Regions from separate parts of the Homo sapiens genome. Here region 2 is linked to region 1. The links are chromatin loops, found by intact Hi-C in ENCODE. Cell type or tissue: psoas muscle. All regions are shown on one strand. Each heading gives the region's core, and the rest is flanking DNA. Links, peaks and the distances in the headings are about the cores only.

The links. A loop is a pair of places that touch in the nucleus more often than their neighbours do. Peaks named below come from ENCODE experiments on the same cell type or tissue, not always from the same donor. Only the 100,000 strongest peaks of a DNase experiment are listed, where the experiment ranks them.
Region 2: it touches region 1 in a loop (3-fold over the local background); 25 of 110 quality-filtered maps call a loop at or near these places.

What each region holds. Positions count from the first base shown.
Region 1 is chr2:218,185,300-218,188,215 of GRCh38, reverse strand. No RefSeq gene overlaps it. Among named protein-coding and RNA genes, the nearest start is that of CXCR1, 20 kb to the right of the region's middle. In psoas muscle, for the core only: a CTCF peak has its summit at 1,738 (motif pointing left); a DNase peak (open chromatin) is centred at 1,775; H3K27ac peaks cover 918 bases.
Region 2 is chr2:218,464,670-218,467,585 of GRCh38, reverse strand. It overlaps USP37 (ubiquitin specific peptidase 37), which reads left to right. Exons shown (of 26, transcript NM_020935.3): 21 at 1,410-1,576. Among named protein-coding and RNA genes, the nearest start is that of VIL1, 47 kb to the right of the region's middle. RefSeq lists a silencer at 1,166-1,460. In psoas muscle, for the core only: a CTCF peak has its summit at 1,323 (motif pointing right); no DNase peak of the experiment used is centred there.

The sequences.
Region 1 (2,916 bases), core at 253-2,752:
GTTCTCAGGGCAAGTAGGTGGGTTCCAGTGGTCAGTGAAAGTCAATAAGAATTCACTGCAAGGGTAAAATTAAAGCCTGTGGGTCAAGGTTTCCTTGGTGCCTAGGAAAGTGGAGGAGCACATTTGTGAAGCTATTAGAATTGCATTTAGAAACCGTAAGGACAGGAAGGGCTAAGGGGAGGCACTGAGTGGAGGCAGTTGACAAACCAGTGACAGGAAAGACACAGGGCCAAGAGAGCCCAAAGTGAGCTGATTTGGAGAATCTGGAGCAGAGGGAATAAAGAGAATCACAGGTCTCTAAACCCAGGGCCCAGAAAGATGCTCCCTGGAATTGGCTGGAGGCTTCCTTGGCTCTGTGGGTGGAAATTGAGACAGAGCAGCCAGAAGACATACAACTGCACATGCCAGAGCTTAGAGCAGTTTCTCAGCTGCACCACAGACCTCCTGCCACCATGGTTGAATTATGACTGTTTAACATTTTAAAATTATTTTTTAAACATTGAAAATATGTAATGGGAACTATGTCACATGTTTCAAAAAAAAAAAAATTAAAAGCTATTCACAAGGAGTCTTCTTCCCACCTGTCTCCCATCTGCCCAGTTTCCATCTAGAACCCCTCCACCCTCCAGCCCCCTGGTCACCATTTGTGAGGTTTATTTTTACTGCAACCATGGATACCGCTTTGGCAGCCAAGTCCATCAGACAGAATGTTGACTATGCAGGTTGGGCCATATCGGGTAGAGCTTGGTACGGCTGGCCACGTGTAAGAGAAAATAAGCAAGCCTGCATCAAAGACAGATAAAAGTTTGTTAGAACTTGCTAGAGCCTTGACTCATGAATATGTAAGGGAGTGTTATCAGGGAAGGAAATCATTCCTGTTAAACTGTGACATGGTGCTTGCTATGGACTCAAAATGTTTGTGTCTTCACCAAGTTTATATGTTGAAGTCCTAACCCCTGTTGTGATGGTATTTGGAGGTGGGGCCTTTGGAGAGGTGATAGATTATGAGGGTAGGGCCCCCATGTGGAATTAGTGTCCTCATAAGAACAGGAAGAGACCAGACCTCTCTTTCTTTCTCTCCACCACATGAGGACACATTGAGAAGGCAGCCATCTGCAAGCCAGGAGGGTGCCCTCATCATAACCCAACCATGCTGGCACCCTGATCTGGGGCTTCTAGTCTCCAGGACTGTGAGAAGCACATTTCTGTTGTTGAGATCACCAGTATTTTGTTATGGCAGCCCAAGCTGGAGGACCAAAAAACTGTGAAACGATCTTCAGTTCTCAGAAACTTGCTTTCTGTATACCTTTTAATCCCTTGGCCAGTAAGTCCAAATGTGCTGTATTTGAAAGTGTGGGTTCACTCAGAGAGGCTGAGAACCTTCTGGAAGAAGGGTCTGTGGGCTGGAAATGGGGGTTGACCATGGGGACAGGACTGTTAAGTGCTTGGAACCTGTGACAAGTTGAGGAACATGGGACCACATGGGTGATATCGTTTAATTGCTCAGTGCAAACTCCGCTCACACTCCGGCAATGGCTAAACTCTCATCTAGGAGCACTTTAAGGGGAGAATGAATGTATGTGAAAGGGTTTGCAAACTTTAAAGGGTGGTGTTAAGTTCTAGACGTGGGCTGCCGAACCCAATTTACAGTTGTACTTCCATAGGGTAGAGGAATTTTCACGTGGGTTACTTCCTTGTGCTCCTCCAGTTATTTGGTTTGATTTGAAGATAATGCTGCCCTCTCCTGGACTGGTCTTGCAACTCCAGGCCCTGGCCTCCAAGAGTAGATTCTGCACCTGCCCCCGCCTCCCCCCACCAAGCAACCTTGCGTGATCTCAGGTGTTATCAGAACAGTTAGTGGTCTCCTGCTCTGCTAAGTCATTTCTTACAGCCGTGGTGGGCTTAACTTTCCCTCCAGTGTTATTTCCCAGAGACTGGAGGCAAGAGAAACATAGGGCAAGTCACTGGTGGGTCCTCAATTTCTAGAAATAGAATCCTTCTTTTCTTCTTTTGCTTTGCTTTCAACAACTGTTTATTGTACCCTCTACTTGCCAAGGAGATGTGTAATGTCTCCTAGGCACATGGGATACAGTGGTCAAAATGGATACGGATCCCTGCCTTCGTGAAGCTTATATGCACCAGAGGAGGCAGACAATAAACAATAGCCTCTATAATAAACAAGCAAATGGTATAGGATGTTAGGAAGGGATGACTGCAGCAAGGAAAGAAGCATGTGTTAAATTGATGAGGGCAAGGGATATCAGGAAGTCTTGGGGAGGTGCAGATGCAGATGGGGGACAGTGTGGGCCTCAGCAAGAAGGTGGGTTGGAGAAAACACTTAGAAGAGGTGAGGGAATTACCTGCAGGAGCAGCTAAGGAAGAGCTTTCTGAGGGGGTGAATGGCCAGAGTCAATGCCCTAAGGCAAGAGCTGTACAAGGCCAGTATGTCTGGAGCTGAGCTACAAGGGGTGAAGTGGAAGTGGTTAGAGGGTGTTATGGGTTGAATAGTGTCCTCTCCCCGCAAATTCATATTTTGAAGTTCTAAACTCCAGTACATCAGAAGGTGGCCTTATCTGGAATTGGGGTCATTGCAGATGTTATTAGTTAAGATAATGTCATTAGAGGGGGGACACTAATCCAATATGACTGCTGTCCATATAAAAAGGGACACAGAGAAATGCACAGAGGAAGAATGCACCGTGAAGTGGAAGGCAGAGATTGGGGTGATGCCTCTACTGGTCAAGGAACACCAAAGATTGCCAGCAAGCACCAAAGCTGGGAAGAGGCACAGAACAGACTAGATTCTCCCTTATAGCCTTTGGAAGGAACTAACCCTGCTACATTTTGGTCTCGAACTTCTGGTCTCCAAAACTATGAGATAAGAAATTTCCGTTTGTTCAAGCTGCACAGTTTGTG
Region 2 (2,916 bases), core at 316-2,815, 280 kb before region 1:
CACAAGGTCGGGAGTTCGAGACCAGCCTGACCAAGATGGTGAAACCCCGTCTCTACTAAAAATACAAAAATTAGCCGGGCGTGGTGGCGTGCACCTGTAATCCCAGCTACGCGGAAGGCTGAAGCAGGAGAATCGCTGGAACCCTAGAGGCAAAGGTTGCAGTGAGCCGAGATCGCGCCACTGCACTCCAGCCTGAGCAACAGAGCGAAACTCCATCTCAAAAAAAAATAGATAGATAGATAGATAGATAGATAGATAGATAGATAGATATAGATTAGCTGGGCATGGTGGCGGGCGCCTGTAGTCCCAGCTACTCAGGAGTCTGAGGCGGGAGAATTGCCTGAAAGAGGTGGAGGTTGCAGTGAGCCACTGCACTCCAGCCTGGGCAGGGGGAGGGGGAAGGGAGGAGGGGGGAGGGGATTTCTTACCTTCCTGAATGTTTTAAACACACACTGTATATTGCCATACACTCTTGATTTAGATATATACAATGCTTGTTTGATTATTAATGTTTAAACACATGTTCAACATACAGTGTAATAAATGGGGAAAATCGGCGAGGCACAGTGGCTCACACCTGTAATCTCAGCATTTTGGGAGCCCAAGGCGGGCAGATCACCAGAGGTCAGGAGTTTGAGAGCAGCCTGGCCAATGTGATGAAACCTCATCTCTACTAAAACAAAAATTAGTTAGGTGTGATGGCGTGCACCTGTAATCCCAGCTGCTTGGTGGCTGAGGCATGAGAATTGCTTGAACCCAGGAGGCAGAGATTGCAGTGAGCCGAGATAGTGCCACTGGACTCCAGCCTGGGTGAGAGAGCAAGACACTGTCCCCAAAAAATAAAAAAAAGAATGGGGAAAATCTCAATAGTAGCTTGATCATTTTGGCCTAATTCTTACTTCATTTGCTCTAAAAATATTTTATTTCCAGTACTTGGTCAAGTGACACTATGACCTATGGCTGTTTTTTCTTCCCCATCTTTACATAGTGTGTTTCTGATGATTAATTAACTTTTAGAACCATCACTGTAGATCATTTGTTCTCAAACAAGAACAATTTTGCCTTCCAGAGGACATATAGTAGTGTCTGTCATTTTTGGTTATCACAACTGTAGAGGGTGGATGCTACTAATATCTAGTAGGTAGAGGCCAGAAACACTGCTAAACGTTCTACAATGCACAGGACATACTCTTCTCCCCTCACCCCAACAAAAGCTTGTCCCACCCAAAATGTCAATAGCTCTAGGTTGATCAACCCTGACGTAGATCTAGTAAGGTGAAATTGTATGTCCTAAGCAAATTATAGATGAAATTAGGGTAAATTGCTTTATGAACAGTAGGTGTCACTCTAGTTCAGAAATTTCCATTTATTAGGATTTTCCAAATTAATGTTATGTTCTGCTTCCTCAGATCCTGCCAGTTTTACTGAGATAACTAAAGACTGTGATGAGAATAAAGAAAACAAAACTCCAGAAGGATCTCAGGGAGAAGTTGATTGGCTCCAGCAGTATGATATGGAGCGTGAAAGGGAAGAGCAAGAGCTTCAGCAGGCACTGGCTCAGAGCCTTCAAGAGCAAGTAAGAGATATTTATATTGCTACTTTCTCTGTACTTACCTTTCCTGAGAAATATAATAATAATAACTAATGTGTTGAGCACTTACTATGTGTCAGACATTGTTCCAGATGATTTACATAGAGTAAGTCATTGGGGAAAAAAAAGACTTGTTTGAGGCAGGGTTTGGTGGTTCATGCCTGTAATCTCAGTACTTTGGGAGGCTGAGGCGGACGGATCACTTGAGGCCAGGAGTTTGAGACCAGCCTAGCCAACATGACAAAACCCCATCTACTAAAAATATAAAACTTAGCCAGGCATGGTGGCACACACCTGTAGTCCCAGCTACTCAGAAGGCTGAGGCAGGAGAATCGCTTGAACCCAGGAGGCAGAGGTTGCAGTGAGCTGAGATCACGCCACTGCACTCCAGCCTGGGTTTGAAACAGGTACGTGGGTAGTGTTTCTTTTTTTGACAATCCAAATGCAATAAAATGTATTGTTGGTTACCTTTCATAACTATAATTCATTGCTTGCTAAAACAGGATGGGGTATTATAGATTATTCCTAGTCCAAATTTATTTTTTTCTTTTCTTTTTATTTTTATTTTCTATTTTAATTTTTTAGAGACAGAGCCTTGTTATGTTGCCCAGGCTGGTTTTGAACTCCTGGACTGAAGCACTCCTCCCCTTTTGGCCTCCTAAAGTGCTAGGACTACAGATGTGAGCCACCATGCCTGGCTTCCCAGTCCAGCATTATTTTGCAAGCTGTAGAAACAACCAGTATAACACCATGATTTTATAATTGTATTTTAAGGCAATGTATTTGTTTTGGTTATTTTCTAAGAATATAAATTTTTTATGAATTATTTGAACATAGAATTATCACAAATATTTTCTAAAATCTAATTTTCAGATTTTAGTATTAGAACATTTATCTGTCTTCCTGTTTATTTATTGAGATAGGGTCTTGCTCAGTTGCCCAGGCTGGAATGTAGTGGCTTGATCATTCCTCACTGCAGCCTCAAACTCTGAGCTCAAGCAATTCTCCTGCCTAGGCCTCTCAAGTACATGGGACCACAGGAGCATCCACCATGCCCGGCTCATTTTTTTATTTTTAGTAAAGACAGTGTCTCACTGTTGCCCAGGCTGGTCTCAAACTCCTGGGCTTAAGCAGTCCTCCCACCACAACCTCCCAAAGTGCTGGGATTATAGGCATGAGCTATTTGCCCCCAGCCCTTGCTCTTTTCTTTATGTAGTAACCTATTCTTCAATGTTCAGTTTATGCCATTTGTTTTCCACTGTTACAGTCACCTGAAATATCAGATTTATAGGCAACAGGATCTGACTTACAGGTCTGATTTTTCA